Linked DNA regions of Mus musculus: regions 1, 3 and 4 are each linked to region 2. Evidence: chromatin loops called from intact Hi-C (ENCODE). Cell type or tissue: heart. All regions are shown on one strand.

Region 1 (5,000 bases), 95 kb after region 2:
ATACTTGAGTATGCAACATAATCAAATTTTTCTAGGGGAGTGGCTATATGCAAATATACATTTCCAGTATTTTGGAGCAGATGATGACTGACTAAAAAAATCTATAAAAGCCTAAGATGCTTAGTACGTGCTAAACCCATGTATGCATCTTCAGTAACAGAAGCATTCTTAGCATCGAGTTACATAATGCATTTTCTTTTATTCTTGACACTTCTTTCAAGTAAGCATTAAGAAAATTTACTAAGATAACTGTGTTATGTCACACCACTCAAACAGACCAATAAGTGGCTATGCACTATCAGTTTTAATATTTAGTCATTTAGTTGCCATCGTGTTCTAGAACTCTGTTTTAGAAAGGTATCCTTTCTTATAACAACCTATCTTCTATAAAAAACAAACAAACATATTTAAATAATTTAGATATCAGTTTATTGATGGTAAGGCACTAAGAGAAGCCCGAATCAAAGTAATATCATTGAAGTCAGCTTCCTGTTGTTTTTAAACTAACAACTTCACTTATAACATAGCTGCTATCCATCCATGCATGAGTCACAGCCCTGGGGGTCTTTATTCCACATTACTTCCGTTAGAATCATCTGGCCCATTTTATTCCTTACATCTTAATCTCAGAATAAATTTCATGCAGAAATATTACAGAATGCACCGGGAAAAAGTTGATAAGGCAAGAACTGGAGAAAATGAGATTTAAACTGTATCTGGACGATATATTTATATCCTTGACAGCCCAAAAGAAACAACTGGCTGATAACAGATATTGATCTTAGCTAACAGCAAAAGCTGATCTTAGCCAACAGGAGAGAGGGATCAAGCAAATTCACAAAATGTCTTTACACGGTATGACACTAAAACGTAATGAGGAGTAAACCTCTTATTCAAGTTCTAAAATCCAAGCTATCAGTTTGAGGAAGGAAGCAAACTCAGGCTAGACAAATAAACAAACCACCAGCAAATCAGCAGATAGATAAACGAGCTACCCTGGAACTACCCGCAACTAATGATATTTACAGATTAAAAATAAGTAGCGTAAATAAACTGTACTCAGAAATCAGAGTTGACTCCATTCTGCCTACAGTTCCTCCTACCAAAAATATTCTTGTCGTTAACGTGTCTACGTAGTAAGAGTCATCGTGATGTCTTTCCACGTCGTGGATGGAACACCACACGGTTCACTGAAGTGTCAACATCGCACGACTCTTACGTGTACTTCCCCGCTTGCTCAAATCTCTCGTATGCATCTTCTGTAGTACGTTCTCTATTCCGTGGCTTTACATGTAACGCACTTCTAACCTGTTGTTTAATCTACACTGGCTTTTTACCTCGACAAAACAAGCTCTATTTCATTTCGCTAAAAAAGCTCGAATCTGGCTGGGCACGGCTTTCCTTTGCTCAGCCTCCATCCCCCTCGCCAGTTCTTCCTCATTTCTCATCTGCAGTCTCGGCTGGTAACAGTTCCACGCAAATCGTGACTGGAAATCTTACTCGCAAAACCTGTTACGTGTAAGGATTCACCTCCACCCCCGGGTCATTCTAAGCACAGCGGGGATGCGCGCTTTCTCCGAACCCCCGAGGAAGGACCTCAGGCGAGCCTCTCTGGCCAATTCCTCGGCTCCCTTCGCCGCCGCCACCCCAGGCCACGCACCCCGACATCTGCTCGGAACTCTGGCCCCCGACTCCCCGTACAGGTGCCCCCTCGGGAACAGCTCTCCCCCTGGAGGGCAACTCGATCTCAAAGCTCCTCGGCCGCCCCAGCCCCTCCCCAGTCCTCGCGCCCCTTCCTCAGGACACCCCGGGCCCCCGGCCTTCCCCACTCGCGACCCGACCCTCGCGCAGGCCGGTTCCCAGCCCCAGCGGACGTTGGGGGCGGTAGGCAGGGGCGTCGCCTGGCTTCCTGCCTGCTCAGGCGCGCCGGGGCGGGATACCTGCGGTCTCCGATGGGCTCCCGGCAGCAGTCCCTGCTGGCAGCGCAGGGCAGGCGGGGGAGGGAGCGGGAAGCGGAGGAAGAAGGGTGGGAGGGGGAAGGCCGAAGGCGCAGAGCCGCCACCGCTCCGCTCTGCTGCAGCGCCCCCGCTCATCGAGCGACTCGGCGCTCCGCCGCCTGGCGCTGGGCAGAGGGGGCGGGCTCAGGCGAGGGAGATCGAGCCGCTCGGTACTCCGAGTCCTGGAGAGGGCGCAAGGGGGCAGGCTCAGGCAACGGAGATCGAGCGTCTCGGCGCTCCGGGTCTTGTCTTCTGGCGGAGGGGACATGTTCAGGCAATGGAGACCCTGAGCGGGTCGATCGCTTCCGTCTTTCTTGAACCCGGGAGAATCCCCCGGGGTTGTGACGTTCAGATCCGATGGAGGAGCACGTGGGTTGTACATGGGATGAGTAGGGAACGCTGAGAAGTCTTTCAACTGGAGCTGAAAGGGTGACTAGGATGTAGGTCCCGTAGAAGATGCTACTTTGCGGGCTGTCTGAGGGACCTGAGTAAAAGGGGCCGCATGTGATAAAATATCTGTCTGATACCATTTACAAAATTGCTGAGGGTTACTCAGTTTCATTCCTTTTGCTTGTAGCCTAAATGGCAGGATCCAAACATAGGGATTCAGGCGGGAAACCACCCTTACATTGCCATTCTGCCAATAATTCATCTCCTTTACAGTCTCTGCTTGACATATTTATTTAAAGAAGTCTGGCGTTGATAGACTTAGTCCAAAACTGTAGAAATGTGTATTTCTTTTCTTTTTTTTTTTAATTTATCCTCCTCCAAGTCTTTTAAGCTTAATGGTTATTAGTCCTTTGTTAAGAGTTTTTAAACTGTGGGGAAATATATTGCCAGTTATTTGATAGACACAAAAATAAGAAAAGATGCTCAGGGACAAGAAAACAAACCGGAGGAGGAAAATTCCAGGAGAAAGCCCTCTTTCACCCGATCTTTAGTTAGGGTTGCTGTTGGGCTCACTGGTTGAGAGTTTTCTCCTCACAACTTGGCTGACTTGGACTGAAATGGCCTGCCCAGATAGAAGGTATCTTAGTCTGTGTCTCTGGCAGGGCATGGTAGTGAGATTATCACGGAGTCACTAGACAGCCCAGAGGTGGTCTTTTGTTTGTTTGTTTCTATTTATTTAATGTTTTTAAAAGATTTATTATGTGTATGGGTGTTTTTGGCTGCATGCATATATGTGCATACACTACTATGTGTATGCCTGATGCTCTTAAAGATCAGATGAGGACTTCAAATCCCCTGGGACTGGAGTTACAGGCTGTTGCAAGCTGCCATGTGGGTGCTAGGAATTGAACCTGGGTCGTTAACAAGAAGGATAAGTGCCTTTTCTCACTGAGCCGTCTCTCCAGCCCCTTCAGTTGATGATTTTATCCGTATATTTGCTTACTATGCCGAACTTCCTTGCCTTGTTTCCTTAGCTAGTTAATGTCCTTGTCTGTTAACAGCATAAGGAAATACGATAGTAGAGCTACAATGGACATGTCATTCATACATGCCTTATTATTCTTATGAGTAATCTGTTATTTTTCTTTGTATTTAGTCATAATGCCTTAATTTGGCTACTTATTTTGATTGCTTTTGGGCCAGGAACATATGCCCCCACTCTTCTTTAGTAATGTGGGAGAGACCCTTTGACTATCACTAGCATTTGTGAAAACTTAGGAAATGTGATTTCTATGGTCAGCGTGAGTATCTGTCTTATTTAGTGTTCTATTGCTGTGAAGAGACACTGTAACCACAGCAACCTTTATAAAAGAAATCATTTCACTGAGGCTAGCTTACAGTTCTGAGGTTTAGTCCATTATCAGCATGGCGGCATCAGGCAGACATGGTGCTGGAGAGGAGCTGAGAGTTCTATTTCTGGATCTGCAGGCAGCAGGCAAAAGAGACACTGGGCCTGGCTTGAACATTTGAAACCCCAAAGCCCACCCCAAGTGACACAGTTCCTCCAACAAGACCACATTTATTCCAACAAGAGCACACTTCCTAATCCCTGCCAAGTAGTGAGTGCCACTCCCTAATGACCAAGCATTCAAAGCTGTCAGCTTCCTGAGGCAATACTTACTCAAACCACCACAGTCACATATTACCAGTAAGTATGAATGATTACAAATATCTCTGTAACAAGAACTTAGAAACCACTTTCATTAAAAAGCACTGATCATTTGAATCCTTACTTGCTTGAACCCACAGGTAAATCAAGGTAGTATGAGAGGCAGGCATGGCTGCCTTCATTGTGTCTGTCTTCTTTACATTGACTCGGAATCCCACCAGACTCTGCATGCACACACGTTAACCACTCAAGTAGTGTCTTTCGCCTAGTGCTGTGGTTCTCAACCTGTGGGTCTCAACTCCTTTGGGAAGGGTATCAAGCAACCCTTTCACAGGGGTTGCCCAAGACCTTCGGAAAACTACAGATATTTACATCCTGATTTGTAATAGCAGCAAAATGACAGTTATGAAGTAGCAGTGAAATAATGTTATGGTTGGGGTCACCATAACATGAACGACTGTGTTAAAAGAGTGGCAGCATCAGGAAGGCTGAGAAGCACTGCTCTAGGAGAAAGGAAAGCATCCTAAAGGTGCTGGGCTTTGACACAGGGTCTTACTATGTAGCCCTGGCTGTCCTGGAACTTACTATGTAGATCAGGCTGGCCTCAGACTCACAGAGATCCATCTGCCTCTCTCTCTTAAATACTGGGATTAAAGGCAGGTGCAACCATAACCGGCCTGGACCCTTAGTATTTCTAGTGGCTGCCTTAGAAACAGCAGACAGCCAGAACAGTCAAGGACACAGTACCTACAGAGTCAACTAACCACCAGCCAAAGAGCATACGGGGGCTGGATCTCGGACTGTTAGACATGAGTCAACTAACCACCAGCCAGAGAGCATACGGGGGCTGGATCTCGGACTGTTAGACATTTGCAGCACAGAGGTGCAGCCTAGTCTTCACGTTGGTCTCCTAACAAATGGAGTGGCGGCTGTCTGTGACTCTG
Region 2 (5,000 bases):
AGTGGATCTCCTGGCTGGGGTAGTGTATGCCTTTAATCCCAGCATTTCTGAGGCAGAGGCAAATGGATCAAAAGTCTAAGGCTGGCCTGTTCTACAAAGTTAGTTCTAGGACAGCCAGAGGTATACACAGAGAAACCCTGTCTCTAAAACAAAAACCCTCAATGGATCAAGTAGGAGAAGGACACGGGTAAAGTGTCATTGTGCTAGCAATAAAGGAAAATTATAACTGCAACTTTCAAGACCATGACTGAGAGAGATCAAGCCTGAGTCTTTGGTATAGAAGAAAAACGTATTCAGCGAAATAGTAGCAGAAAATCCCTCAAATCTAGGAAAAGATGAATACTAAGAGGCATTAAAACCCCAAATAGGGACCAATGAGATGGCTCAACAGTTAACACTGGCTACTCTTCCAGAGATCCTGAGTTCAATTCCCAGCAACCACATGGCGGCTTACAAACATCTATAAAGGGATAAGATGCCTTCTTCTGACATGTAGATATACATGCAGATAGAGCACTCTTACATTTAAAAGTATATATAGACTAGGGGGCTGGAGAGATGTCTCAGTGTTTAAGAGTACTGTCTGCTCTTTGAGAGGTCCTGAGTTCCCAGCAACCACATGGTGGCTCACAACCATCTGTAATGGGATCTTCTGGCATGCAGGCATATATGCAGATAGAGCCTCATATATAAAATAAAAAAATAAATAAAATCTTTTAAAAATAGACTAAAGAAATAGACTCTCCTTGTCACACAATTAAAATTCTGTTGTAGCTCTGATAATAGAATGCTGCAAAGAGAAGCAATAAGCTAAAAAGGCAAATTCACTAGAATTACATGAGTGGAAACCCTAAAAGTCAAGGACATGTAGAATAATTGATTTTAAGCTCTAAGAATAAATAGCTGACAAACTTATTCAACAAAGGTATCTTGGAGTCTTTAGAAAATAAGGAAATTCCAAGAGAAAGACAAATTAAAGCAGCCCTTGACACTAAAACAGCATACAGGAGAGGCACTTGCTGGAAACCTATGCACAGAGGAGGAATTCGCGCTCAGAAAGGAAAGATCTCATGAGAAGAATAGCCATAAGAATTAGAAAATAATCAAACAACAAATTGGTAAAGCCAGTATTTTAGTCAGGGTTCTTTAAATGAACAGAACTAAGAAAATGAATAAGTAAATATATATTCATGTATGTGGGATTTATTAGACTGGCTCACAGGGTGTGTCACCATGCAAAGGCTAAGAATTTCATAGGTGTTCAGCCTACAGGCAGGACATCTCAGCCATCCCAATCTGGCTTTGGAGTCCTGGAGGAGTTCTGAAGAGCTCCTGTCTTCAGTGTGTTCTGGAATCCTGAAGCTGGGTTTACTACTGGCAGCACCCACATAGACGAACTTGCCAGCGAGGATGGGGGCAAGCACAGTCTGGATGGACTCCATGACTTTAACAGGAAAACATGAAGTTGGGAGGTGGGTTGGGTCTGGGAGGAGATGGGGGGAGTAGTAGAGATGAATAGGATTTTTAAAAAATGTACATGTGTATGAAATTCTCAAAAAAATAATAAAAATGTTTTAACCAAGAGTTGATCTTTGAAATGGTGAACAATATTAGTAAACTCTTAACTAAATAAATAAAAGTCATCAATACAATTAAGAAATAAACATAAAAGACATCAGGATAAGAGGGGAGGAAAGGAGACTATTTAAAAGAGCTTCAGAAACCCACAGCAAGGAAGAAGGAGAAGAAAGGAGGAGGAGGAGGAGGAGGAGGAGAAGCTGCTGTTGTTGAAAACTTGAGAGAAACATGAGAGAGATGTACCAGAGAGAAGAAAGTGAACAGAACACAGCCCCAGCCAGCAGGCTCCCAGAATGCAGGAAGGGAACAGAAATCTCATTTAAAGGGTAAGCCGCTCAGCCTTGTGCAGTTCACCAGAGAGGCCATAGCTCTAAATCCTCCTCAAACACAGTTGCAGAGTGCTCTGACTGGCAGAATAATCAACAGTGGAAAGTTCTTGCTCCAAAGGCTGTGGCCAGGGGTCAGCTTGAAAGACAGCCTATTGCTTCGAATTGAGCTATCCTAAGGACTTGAGACCAGAGAACAGTCTGCGTGAGACAGCTCGGGAAACAGCTGGGGGTGAGGGGTGCTGGGCAATGACAAAGTGGGGAAGTAGAAGTCATAGGAAGTTAATCCATTTCTGCAAGCGCAATGTCTAGGTCCCACCCTCAGTGCCTGGGATAAGACCTCATCCACTGAGAAAACTGCAGACTGATCATCCAGAGCCTGACGTTAGCCCGTGGATCAGCAACTGGCGCCAGAGAACTCCGAAGCGGGTCATGTGACATCCTTAGGCACATCCCTCTAGAAGGGTTAATTCGTGCTTGGTGGGTTTTGAAACTACAAAGAAAAGTGTGTCCATCCATATTTTGGTACTGTAATTGTTTCTCACCCTCCCCCTCACCCTCCCCCTCCCCCTCCCCTCCCCCTCTCCTCCCTCTCCCTCTCCCTCTCCCTCTCCCAAACCCCCAGGTGAAATGTTAGCTACTGCTTGTGCCCTACAGAGGAAATCTACAGGAGGAAAGGGAGGCCCAGCCCAGACCATACGCTGCAAAGCTGTGTGACCAGCAGAGGTCAGTAGTACATAAAGAAGGGAAGCTACTAAGGGCGAAGCCTGTCGAGGCCTCTGTTGATTATGTGTTTACCCAATATAGGCGAACGACAGCATGAATACCAAATTCAACTGACCCTCTTCCCCGCCCCACCACCATCACCTTGAATACAGAAGTAATCCCGACGTTTCATCTGTTATTCTTTTTGTCCCTTGAGTTTAAGATTTATTTTTATTTCATGTGCATACAAGCTTGCCTGCATGTATGTATGTGAATATTGTGTCCGCCTGGTGCCCCAAGAGATCCTGGAACTGGAGTTACAAGCAGTGTGCGGCTTTATGGGTTCTGGGAACCAAACATTGATCCCCTGGCAAAAGCAGCAAGAGCTTTAATCACTGAACACCCCTCTCTCTGTCTCTGTCTCTCTGTCTGTCTGTCTCTGTCTGTGTCTGTCTGTCTCTCTCTCTCTCTCTCTCTCTCTCTCTGTGTGTGTGTGTGTGTGTGTGTGTGTGTGTGTGTGTGTGTGTGTGTGTGTGTGTTTGAGGAAGGATTTCTCTGTGTAGCCCTAGCTGTCCTGGAACTTGCTAAGTAGACTTGTGTGGCTTCCAACTCAAAGATCCACCTGCCTCTACCTCCTCAGAGCAGGGATTAAAAGTGTGCACTACCAACCTGGTGTGAACCGTCTCTTAAGCACCCTGTTATCATCATCATCATCGCCGCCACCGCCACCATAATATTTTAAAGACTCTTATGTTTTCTTTCTATTCATCTTTATACATTTGTCTACTCGTTAGTAGGCAAACGTTTAGTTGTTGTTGTTTGGGGGGGGGGCTTTTTGGCCTTCTGTTTTCACACTTTCCCTTTATGCTTTTAGTACTATTACAGTCTTGCCCCACTCTAGGCTTTTAAAACTTTGTGGGTTTTTCCCCCCTTCTTACATTCATGTAATTGGGGTTATGGACTTCTCTCATTATTGGGGATTTTACATTCTTTTTTGATGTCTTGAGCTTTTTCCTCTCCTTCAGAGCTTTCTGTTCTGTCTCTTCTCACATGTTTGCTTCATTTCTTTCCCCTCTCCCTGCCAGGCTCCTTTATGTTGTCCATGTGTGCTTCCATGTCATGTACACTTTGACGTTGTTGCTTTTGAAGCCAGTTGATTCCTCTATTCTGCTGCGGGAGGTTTACCCCTCAAGAGTAGAGCAGGCTACTCCGTAAGAAAAATACACAAAGAAAATTGGAGGGGATAACCAGACCAACAAGGAGGAGGAAGGGAAGGAGGGGAGAGAGGGAGAGAGAGGAGGAGGAGGAGGAGGAGGAGGAGGAGGAGGAGGAGGAGAAGAAGAAGAAGAAGAAGAAGAAGAAGAAGAACAAGAACAAGAACAAGAACAAGAACAAGAAGAACAAGAAGAACAAGAACAAGAAGAAGAACAAGAAGAAGAACAAGAAGAACAAGAACAAGAAGAACAAGAAGAAGAAGAACAAGAAGAAGAACAAGAGGAAGAAGAAGAAGAACAAGAAGAACAAGAAGAAGAAGAACAAGAAGAAGAACAAGAAGAACAAGAACAAGAAGAACAAGAACAAGAAGAACAAGAAGAACAAGAACAAGAAGAAGAGGAGGAGGAGGAGGAGGAGGAGGAGGAGGAAGGAAGGAAGGAAGGAAGGATGGATAGATAGATAGTGTGGCTGGAGAGATGATCCAATGGTTAAGAGCACTGACTGCTCTTCCAGAGGCCCTGAGTTCAATTCCCAGGAACCACAGAATGACTCACAACCACCTGTAATGAGATCTGATGCCCTCTTATGGAGTGTCTGAGGACAGCTACAGTGTAGTCATATATATATATGGGTACTGACATCTCCAATACACTGGGGTGTTCCACTCAAACTAGGCTTCACCAATAGCCTCTCATAGGCTCTCTTTATGGTGACAAGCCTCAAATCCTTTGCATGACCCCTTCAGTCCTGGGCCATCAACTACAGCTGAGGCTATACCTTCACCAGTGGCCTTCCATGACCTCTCAAAGTGCCAAGCCTCAGCTGTTCTTCATGACACCTTCATGCCTTCAAAACCAGTACCACCTGGGTGATTCGTACACATTACCAAGTCCAGCTGCACCACGAGGTACAACCTTGGCTATCTCTGGAACACAGCTTCTTTGTGCTCCCAGAAAACAATTCCCAGAAGATTTTACCTCGGTGATGCTGGCCTCTTCATAATCACTGCTAATTCCTTAGCTCCAGCTAACCAGCATCAATTGTCCCAGTAGTTCCTTCCATTCTTAACTCTAGAGCCAGAGCCACATGGCTGAAGCTGCCGAGTTCTGCTGCTTACAGGAACTAGAGCATGATCCCCTTGTACTATTACATTATCACTGGCTTTATGTTTTCCAA
Region 3 (5,000 bases), 120 kb after region 2:
TCTAGTGTCCCCTTAATTTGTCCTGCCTTTCTATCCTGTCTCACACCATATCCATTTTCACTCATGACTCAATTACATTTTAAAGTAGTGGTTTACAAGGGGCAAGCCTTCAAGGATCTGACAGTAGCTCAGAGGTAACATCCGTAAAGCCTCACGTGGCAACTTGTTAGAAACAGACCTCTGGGTCTCACCACTGAACTAAAACATCAAAACTTTGGTGGTGGTGGTGGGGAGTGGGGGCTGGAGAGATGGCTCAGTGGTTAAGAGCACTGACTGCTCTTCCAGAGGTCCTAAGTTCAATTCCCAGCAAGCATATTGTGGCTCACAACCATCTATAAGGGGATCCAATGCCTTCTTCCGGTGAGTTTGAAGACAGTGACAGTATACTCATTTAAAATAAAACTTTGCTAGGGGTTGAGGGTGGGGCAATTCATCTGTGATGGTTTGTATATCTTTGATACAGTGATTGGCACTATTAGGTGTGACCCTGTTGGAGTAGGTATGTCTCTGTGGGTGTGGGATTTAAGATCCTCATCCGAGCTGCTTGGAAGCCAGTATTCTGCTAGCAGCCTTCAGATGAAGATGTAGAACTCTCAGCTCTGCCTGCACCATGCCTGCCTAGATGCTGCCATGTCCTCACCTTGATGATACTGGACTGAATCTCTGAACCTGTAAACGAGCCCCAATTAAATGTTGTTCTTTATAAGACTTGCATTGGTCAAGGTATCTGTTCACAGCAGTAAAAACCTAACTAAGACATCATCAATCTACTGAGATCCACAACTAGACAATGTGCAGAGACAGAGATTTTGGACACTGAGGTAGTTCGAACAGGAATGGCTCTCCTAGACATGTGTGCACTTGGAGCAATTCTTGATCCAAGGGGAGTGCACTATTAGGAGGTGAGTCTTTGTTGGAGTAGATGAGGCCTTGTTGGAGGAAGTGTGCCACTTTGTGGGTGGGCTTTGAGGTCTCATATACCCTAGCTATGCCCAGTATGACACACAGTCTCCTTTTGTTGCCTTCAGATCAAGATGTAGAACTCTCTGTTACATCTCCAGCACCATGTCTGCCTGTATATTTCCATGTTTCCTGCCATGATGATAAAGGATGAAACCTGTAAACTGTAAGCCAGCCCCAATTAAATATTTCTCTTTATAAGAGTTGCTGTAGTCATGGTGTCTCTTCATAGAAAATCCTAACTAACACAGACACTGAGTCCTAAATAGGATGCCTTCATCAAACCCTTCCCCTCTGTGGTCAGGGAGCTAGGCAGAAGAGAAGACAGACAGAATCTAAGGGCAGACCCCTCTTAGATGGATGATTCTAAGGAACCAGTGTCTTCCAGACATAATACAACTGATGCACATGTGAGTGACCTCCCAGAGATGGTGGCAGCATGCACAGAGCCTGCACAGGTCCAAGCCACAGGGGAGCCAACCCTGAATGGGGAAGTGGGCACTGGCATTAGTACCTAACAAGAAGTTACTTGTATTTGATAGCAGCTTGCAAATGAAAAGTTAAATTTCATTTCACACTTAAGGTTAGGCCCCATGCCCAGCAATAGATGGCTAACACAAAACAGACTCAAGGGTATTTTTGTAGACTTTTTAGTCTCATATTGCTTAGTTTGGACATGTTAGCCTTACTGGTCTTTTGCCTGTATATTATGGTTTTTAATCTTGTGGGTTTTTTTTTTTTTTTTTGGTAGAAGTAATTTTTTTAAAGAATTTATTTATTGATTGTATGTATATGAGTACACTGTCGCTGTCTTCAGATACACCAGAAGAGGGCATCGGATCCCATTAGAGATGGTTGTGAGCCACCACGTGGTTGCTGGGAATTGAACTCAGGACCTCTGGAAGAGCAGTGAATGTTCTTAACCGCTCAGCCATCTCTCCAGCCCTAATCTTGTGTTTTGATGGGTAGTTTTTCTGTTTTTTTTCTTCATTCATTTATTTATTTTTTTAATTCTGTGTGTTTTGGGCTGGAGAGATGGCTCAGAGGTTAAAAGCACTGGGTGCTCTTCCAGAGGTTCTAAGTGTTCAATTGCCAACAACCACATGGTGGCTCATAACCATTTATAATGAGATCTGGTGCCCTCTTCTGGCATGTAGGCATACATGCAGGCAAAACACTAATATTTTATTGTTTATTATTATTAGTTGTAGTGGTAGGTTTTTTGTTTTTTTTTTTTGTTTGTTTGTTTGTTTTGTTTTTTGTTTTTTGACACATGGTTTTTCTGTGTAATAAGCCCTGGCTGTCCTGGACTCGCTTTGTAGACCAGACTGACCTCGAACTTAAGAGATCCACCTGCTTCTGTTTCCCAAGTGCTGGTATTAAAGGCATGGCACCACACCTGGCATAAATAAATAAGTCTTAAAAAAATACTGTGTGTTTTATTTAGAGAGAAAGGTCACGGAGTTGAGGAGGTGGGGAAGAGCTGAGACAAGTCGGGAAAGAAGAAACCACTACCAGATTATATCATATGAAACTTTTTAAAAATAAAAACAAGTCCAATAGACGATTCTGTAATGTTTGAAGATGACTTTAAAACTTATGTCTACTCTAACTGTTCCGTGTCTGTGCTAGCACTGTGTGTATAGGCTGTGAAAAAGAATCTCTGGAAAGGAGCTGTGTCCTCAAAGGCTCATTGATTTCAACGTCAATGATGTGAAGCCGTTGAAAGGTTGCATGCAGTTCCAGAGCCAAATTTTCCTAGAACATCTTCCGGTCCTTTAGTAGTTATTTAGTACTTGGCAACATCTTTTGTGACCCTTAGGTAAGACCTTTGGAAAGTATGAAGAGACCTCTAGGTTTTCTTGTGGTTGCAATCATCTTACAATATACTCACCAATGTATTTGTAAGTGTCCCGTTTTACTACTTTCTGTGTTGTTACTATAAAAGTTCATGCAATTGCTACCTCATGGGAACATGGTATTTGAGGAAGCTAAATCTGTGTTCCTGGGCTATGGCCAGTCATATCTGGGCTCCATCTCTTATTCCTTTAACGCGAGAGCTGTTTCTTTCATCGTCTCTTCAAAACAGCTCTTCACTAGGAACTTCCTTGGGATATTTTCATAAAACGATCATTTAAAAGGATGGTATTGTTCATCAGACACATAAACTATGTCTTTACAACTGTCATCAGAATGACAATTTAAGGACTCCAATGATAAAATGAGCATCTTCATAATGAATGGTTACTGTGTTTTGAGAGGCAGGGAAGGGAGGCACTTCGGTTAAGTCTCCTGATATTCACCGTTGTTACTGTATTAATAGCAGGGCTCTGTATTTTGGAGTAGAAAAAGCAGTCATTTTCCTCTGAATTGACCAAGAACGGTGGCAAAGTGATTCCGGGAAGAGGAGATGAGCTCACATTTTCCTGAGGAAGGGGTTTCTAGCTGAGACTCCTGCTCCTGCGCAGGTCAGCTCCCGTTGCCCCTCGCGCTCTCAGCTGGGGATAGAGCGCAGCTCACAGAGGCTGCGCGCGCAGCCCCGCCCGGTTCCACGAAGCAAGCCTCTTCTGCCCGGAGTCCCGCAGGAAGTCCCGCCCGCTCCGCCTGCCCAATCACGAGACCTCTTACCCGGATATGGTTTCTAGGTTCTGAGTGTAGCTGCGGGAGTGTGTGGCTGCTGCACGTGGGGCGCGGACCGAGGGTGAAGAAAAACAAGGGGGGCGGCAGCGGCGCGTGGCCAGCTCAGTGGTTCGTCCGCGCGTCTGCTGCACAGGGCCCGGTTCGGTTGGGTTTTGCGTGCAGAACAAATCTATGGTGCCTGTAGTGGCTAAGATTCCCGCCGCTGCTGCCTCCCGGTGCTTCCCGGGGTGATCTGTCACCAGGAGCAGTGTCGAAGACGCCGCTCACGGTGGGAACATGAATCTCCTACCTAAAAGCTCCAAGGAGTTTGGCTCTGCCGACTACTGGGAGAAGTTCTTCCAGCAGCGAGGGAAGACAGCTTTCGAGTGGTATGGGACCTATCTGGAGCTGTGCGAGGTGCTGCACAAATACATAAAGCCCAAGGAAAAGGTATGGCGTGCAGCCAGTCCCTTGTGGGGACTGAAGATAGCAATCCTAAGTTTAGGAGGCAGGAGGCAGGCAGGCGTGGGGACCCCACTCAGATCTATCATTTTAGGATTCTGCCCAGCATCTTGGCTAAGTGGCAACCTTAAAGATAGCCATTTAAAAGTAAAGATTTTCAGTTAAAACTTCATCCTTAACCCGTTTTGGAATAGTGGCTTCGTCAGTAGACTGAAAGGGTGTTGTGTCACTGTGCACACGTGTGGAATAGGTAGCGTCGTGGGACTTTATTGGTGTATATGTTTATTAAGTCACTGCCGAGTGCTCATCAAATTTCAGGCTTTGTGCCCAGCCCTCAAGCTACAGGAGCAGGAAGCCACAAACACAAGTTAAATTCCAAGTTAAATAGGTGTGGACGAGTTGGAGCTTCGGTAGGGAAGGAGACTTAAGGTCTGCTATGCTCGGGCCTTTTATCTCAACAAATTCAGGCGGGTAGTTGTGCACTTATTTTTTTCAAGTGACTGTTGGAGGCCATGCATGTAGTAGGTGGTCAAATAGAGATTTAAAAGCAGGTCTGTCTGGCTCCAGGGCATATCACTTCTCATGGAACTATGCTTTGCCCTCTAGAGACGGTGACAACAGAATTTTTGAAAGATGAATGGAGGAATGTGCCACAAAGAGAAACAACAATTCGTATTTTTAAGTTTGGCTTCAAGTAGTAAATAGCATGAGATAGACTCTGGGATGGGAGCAGGCTCCAAATCCTCACAAACTAGTTTGTTGTCTGAGGAAATAGGAAGTATGAGCAGTTAGAAACAGTTCTGTCACTCAGCCTATATTTTTAACGGTTTAAAAAAACAAAAACAAAAATGAGGATGCAACTGGTGTTTTGGATTTTGTAACTTCCTACAAACTTCAAGACAAAGATTTCCTTATTTTATTATGTAGATGTGTGTTTGCCTGCCTGAGTTTCTGTGCAT
Region 4 (5,000 bases), 310 kb after region 2:
TGATCCCCAGGAACTCTAGTTACTGATACATGAGTTACCATGTGTGCGCCTGGAACTGAACCCAGGTCCTCTGCACAAGCAGTAAGTGTTCTTAACTACTCAGCCATCTCTCCAGCCCATAAACCAAACCAAACCAAACATTTATTTTACATTTATTTCATAGTGTGTTCTTGTATGTTTGCATTTTTGTGTGTTCCTGTGTGTTTGTATTTTTTGTGTGTTCGTGTGTGTGTGTGTGTGTGAGAGAGAGAGAGAGAGACACACACATATACACACACACACACACACACACACAGAGAGAGAGAGAGAGAGAGAGAGAGAGAGAAGATAATTTGAGGATATAGGCCCTCTTCTACTGTAAGGGTTCCAGGATCAAACTCAGGTCATCAGCCTTAGCATCACTGAGCCATCTAGCTGGCTCCAGAAATGTTTTCAGTCACTGACTTGAGACATGCATGACAAGTTCTCACCCTCAAGGGTGGATGTCACCCCCCCCCCATCAGCCTCACTCCAACCTGCTGTTTCCTTCCACTTTATGGATGGGCTGCTGGGGTTGTCTTGTTCTTTCTGGCCTCTCACTGCCTCTTCCCTGAGACACAGCTTCAGCATCTCCTGCTTCTTGCTCTTACGTTGTCACTTCTCCTGTAACACTCGACAGAAGCTGTCAGTGTTCACCTGTGAACACGCTGTTTGTTTGCATGTATCCCAGGGCGCTCTCTTGACTTCACATTCTGTCCCAGACTCAGGCCACAGTTCTCTTGCTTTCACAACAAAACTCCTTAACAGCGTTGCTGATCATCGGTCTCTACTTCCTGGCTTTTTGCTTTCCTATAATCCCAAATGAGTTATCCTTTCTCCCACACTTCCACTGTGGCTTCTTACTAATGTCCTGAAGGACCTGGAAGGTCTTCACCTTTCTATTGGACTTCAGCTCACCTCTCTTGAGTTTTCTCTCAGCCCTCCACCTCTGTTTCCGATTACCACACCGGGGCCCAGTGCCCTGAGCCTTTCTGAATATAACGAGTTCCAAATATATATGTTTATCTAGCTCAGACTTCTCCCTGCATGACAGACTCTAGGAATGTAGCCCCAGAGGCATTTCTGTGCTAATTAGAAAAAGCTACCTTGTTGTTTTGGCTGCAAGCTCTTGGCTGCCATCTTCTGGGGGAGTCTGCAGCATCCACACACACTGGATTAAACTGAACCAACTGCATTGGTACAACCCTCATCGGGAGTAGATGCCCTGTGTGTGTGTGTGTGTGTGTGTGTGTGCGCGCGCGCATGCATGTGCATGCTCACATGCAGCTCAGTGAGTTCCCACCTTGGACTCCTCATTTCTGCCTCCTTCCCCATCCTGTCCCAGGCCCTTCCTTCCAGTTTCTTCTACTTCAGAATTCTTCTGATTGCTGAGGTGGATTCCTGTGAAGCCACTGTTAGCACCCTCTTCTCCTGCAGCCCAACGGGAACCCATCAGTAGATCATCTTCTCTTCCCTTCAGAGTATGTTAGAATTCAACCATTTCTCAACTCTTTGGTGTCCAAGAGTTGCTCCAAGCCCCTTCTGCTATTACTTGGATTATTATAGTGTCTGCTTCCTCTAGCTCCCCATTGTGTCCCCCTTAATCCAGCATCCAGTGCCACTCATTTCAATGTCTTCATATTTTCTCCCTAGCCCCTGTCCCTCTGTAGTCTACATTATCACTCAGGGTAAGCACAAAGTCCCCTAGAATGAATGGCTCTCCATCATCCGAGCCTGCTCCTACCTCCAACCACAGCTGCCTTCATTCTCCTCTCTAGCAAGCTCAGCATGCCGTGACTGCAATCACTCTGTCTAAATGCTCTTACACACAGAGATAGCTTGCTCCCTCCTGTTCTTCAATTGTTGCTCAAATGCCACTTTATCATATCAAAGAAGCCTCAAAATATTGCTCCAGAATTCCCCACAATATCCAGCCCCCCTGTCTTCCCAGCCCCCCATGTCTTTCCAACCCCCCTGTCTTTCATTGTCTCTGCCACTCTTGCCAACTGGCAGGTACACAGGTACACATTGCTACCACGTAGCTTCATTACATAGTGACCTTGCGAGCAGTGGTTTTCTTCCCCCTCTGTTAAGCCTCAGTTTCTGCAAGTAGATTTTAAAGAGGATTCTTCAATTAACTAAGTATAAATAAAGACATCGCAGAATCCATTTGTGGGACACAAAGGTTTCTGATAATCCTGCACGCAGAAACTCTCCAAGTTCTAGGATAAAGGTATTTTCTGGAGTCCAGAAGTGAATTTAAATCGAAATTGGCAACCTCAGTGATTTTCTAACCTTCTGGAAGGACGCTGGCTGGGTTCCTGCAGAAAGAGCGAGTAGGTGCCATCTAGTGGTGACCAAGGAGACCCGCTTTGTGCTACACAAATTGTCAGTGGTAAGTTTTTATTAATTTAACTGACAATTTGACACAATTGTGTAATATATTATAAACATATTCAATCCTTCTGGCTCTCTTTTATCCCCCCTCATACGCCTAAAGACATTACTCTTCTCAACCAGTCTCTTGTACTTTCGTGACATATTATCACATGAAGGTCCTGTACAACCACCCCAGCTGCTACGCTTCACGACTCCATCAACCACAGCATATCCAGAAGACAGTGTTTTATAGACCCCCCCCCAGGTCTTATGGACTTCCCTCCCCTTTTCCATGATGCACCCTCGGTCTTAGAGGGTATGACACAGGGCCAAGCAGTCAACAGTCATTTATTCTCTGCAGTTTGACCAGTTATTCTACTCAGATTTACTAACAGGTGAAGGAAGATGTGGCCACAAGAGAGACCCTAGGAGCTTCTGATAGTAACAGCACAGTGGCAGGTGCTCAGGTGTGCGTTTTCCAAGGATTATACCAGACTGGAATATAGAGAGTTTTATTTTATTTTATTTTTAGATTACTTTCTACTTCTCCACTGTGTTTGGGGGATCAAACTCAGGGCCTTGCCCATGGTCAACACCCATACATCACTGAACTAGATATGAACCATTTCTCATATTAATATTATTTATTTATTTGAAATCTGATTTTTTTCTTTTTCTTCCTGTTCGTGGGCCTTATACTTACCTTCAAATGCTCACATTCCTGCAAGTGAAAGGATAATGATATGAAGGCCCCATCTTGTGGTGCTGTAGGGAAAACAAAGTGATCTCTTCAGGACAGATGCCAAAGCTCTATAAACCGTTACTGGGTGTTCACCAACATCTAGACGATGCACAGCCTGAGCTAGTTTGGTATTTTGCAGAGAACAGAGACTGATTGTCATATGGAGAACCTAAAGAGGACAGAAATTTTGTCGACACATCTTGACAGGAAAGACAGCAATTCTGCTAGGTTGTGATTGTCACGCTAGCATTTGGGAAGCAAGGTCATTCAAAATATTGGTGGCTTGAAGCAGAACTCCTTAGTCTCCTTCAGGAGTCCTTGTTTCACTCCCCTTGCTGGGGAGGAGATGGGAACTGTCTGTCTGCTGTTAGAAGATGGGAACAGTGGTCAGATAAGCAAGGGCAGGTGATGAGAGCCCCAAGAAGGAGGTGACTTCTGAGAAGACATTCAGATTAGTCCCTGGTCTTCCCCACTTGCCAGACTTTTGTCATTCAGCACTAGAAGGCAATGGTTGAAACAATGGAATGAGAGAAGGAAACTGACGTTATGTAAGCATAAAGAATTATTTTCCAATTAAAACTGATTTTTAAGCCCTCAAATAAGAGGTTAAATCTTTCGTTCACCCTCAGAGAATGGTTCCAGACAGAAGCCTCTGCCAGGGATCTGTTGATGTAATGAAGACTCTGATTTCTTCTTTCTTCATATACAGCACGAATTTCTTCCCACACTTCAGTTGTTCCCGCTCCACTTCCTGTCCTTTCCCACGTCTCTATCTCTGCATGTCCTAGCATTTTAAGTGCAGACTCATACCTCCTCCACAAAGCCTGTGTTAGCTTTACATTCTCAGTGGTTTCTCAAGGCAATGCTAAGGTGCTTGATAAAGAGGGACCACATTCTAAAACGACATCCCCATTGGTTTTGGCCAGTTTTAGTAGATGGATCTTCAATGTCTCTGGCAAAAAATGTAGAGAAGATGTCTATCCTTAGCTTAAGTATCCACTGGGCTCAAGATGCTCAGCCTTATTATATGTTTGGTGGAACATTTCTTCAGCTTGGAGCAATGAAAATATCTTCCAAGATTTGTTTAGTGTTACAGCTCTTGTAAAGTTTTGTTTTCACAGATATCTTCAGAAGTGGGCATCAAAACTGACGGTATAGCAGCTGGAAAGTGTTGGCAGACCTTGTAATTCCAGTGTTTAGGAGGCTGAGGCAGGAGTTTGAGACCATCTGGGGATACATAAAAAAATTTTGACCAGCTTGGACTATATAGCCAGACATTGTTTCAAAAAAGATGAAATGAAAATAAATTAAAACAAAACAAAAACAAAAAAAACCCAAAACAAACAAAAAAAGCCAAACAACCAATCAAACAACTGTAGGCAAATATTTTTGATATAATACTTTGTCTATTTTTTCCTGAGAAAACTTCTATATATGCAAACTGATATGGTATTTTGAATAGTATGTTGCTAAATCTAATATACTACATTTTAAAAGAGTTGAGCAAATACTGTTTCTAAGTCACCTTGCTCCTGAAGTTGTGTTTGTGTAACAGCCTTCATCCTAAGGGGATGGTGATGTTGAAAGAGGAGATGTCAGTAGTACAGTGTTAGTGGGGAGGTCTTGCGTGCACTCCAGATCTAAGGTTTTAAATAGCAGGGTGCCATGTTTTGTTTGGTCTATCATTTAGGCAGCCACAATTACGTCTAACCATTTGTTAGGCTTGATGGTGCAGGGACTTCTTATAGGACTTCACTGTTACGCAAAAATTAGCAAATTTGCCATTTTTTAGGGCATCATTATTCTTAGTAACTGCTGAGTTGTTTTGATAGCTGAGGAATAACATTGGTAATTTGATTTT

The links. A loop is a pair of places that touch in the nucleus more often than their neighbours do. Peaks named below come from ENCODE experiments on the same cell type or tissue, not always from the same donor. Only the 100,000 strongest peaks of a DNase experiment are listed, where the experiment ranks them.
Region 1: a loop joins it to region 2, with 2.5 times the contacts of the local background. A loop is called at or near these places in 9 of 42 quality-filtered maps.
Region 3: a loop joins it to region 2, with 7 times the contacts of the local background. A loop is called at or near these places in 27 of 42 quality-filtered maps.
Region 4: a loop joins it to region 2, with 7 times the contacts of the local background. A loop is called at or near these places in 34 of 42 quality-filtered maps.

What each region holds. Positions count from the first base shown.
Region 1 is chr1:162,567,721-162,572,720 of GRCm38, reverse strand. It overlaps Vamp4 (vesicle-associated membrane protein 4), which reads right to left and starts at 2,206. Exons shown (of 8, transcript NM_001356527.1): 1 at 1,941-2,206. In heart, CTCF peaks have their summits at 1,967 and 2,169 (motif pointing right); a DNase peak (open chromatin) is centred at 2,130; H3K4me3 peaks cover 2,615 bases; H3K27ac peaks cover 1,787 bases.
Region 2 is chr1:162,662,934-162,667,933 of GRCm38, reverse strand. It overlaps a transcript of Myocos not described here. Among named protein-coding and RNA genes, the nearest start is that of Myocos, 7.2 kb to the right of the region's middle. In heart, a CTCF peak has its summit at 2,633 (motif pointing right); a DNase peak (open chromatin) is centred at 2,623; H3K4me3 peaks cover 1,131 bases; H3K27ac peaks cover 712 bases.
Region 3 is chr1:162,547,133-162,552,132 of GRCm38, reverse strand. Eef1aknmt (EEF1A lysine and N-terminal methyltransferase) reads left to right here and starts at 3,788. Exons shown (of 8, transcript NM_144877.1): 1 at 3,788-4,029. The coding sequence starts at 3,877. In heart, a CTCF peak has its summit at 2,103 (motif pointing left); a DNase peak (open chromatin) is centred at 3,562; H3K4me3 peaks cover 2,151 bases; H3K27ac peaks cover 1,254 bases.
Region 4 is chr1:162,355,598-162,360,597 of GRCm38, reverse strand. The region is part of intron 2 of Dnm3 (dynamin 3); the gene reads left to right. Among named protein-coding and RNA genes, the nearest start is that of Gm39688, 22 kb to the left of the region's middle. In heart, CTCF peaks have their summits at 1,151 (motif pointing left) and 2,368 (motif pointing left); no DNase peak of the experiment used is centred here.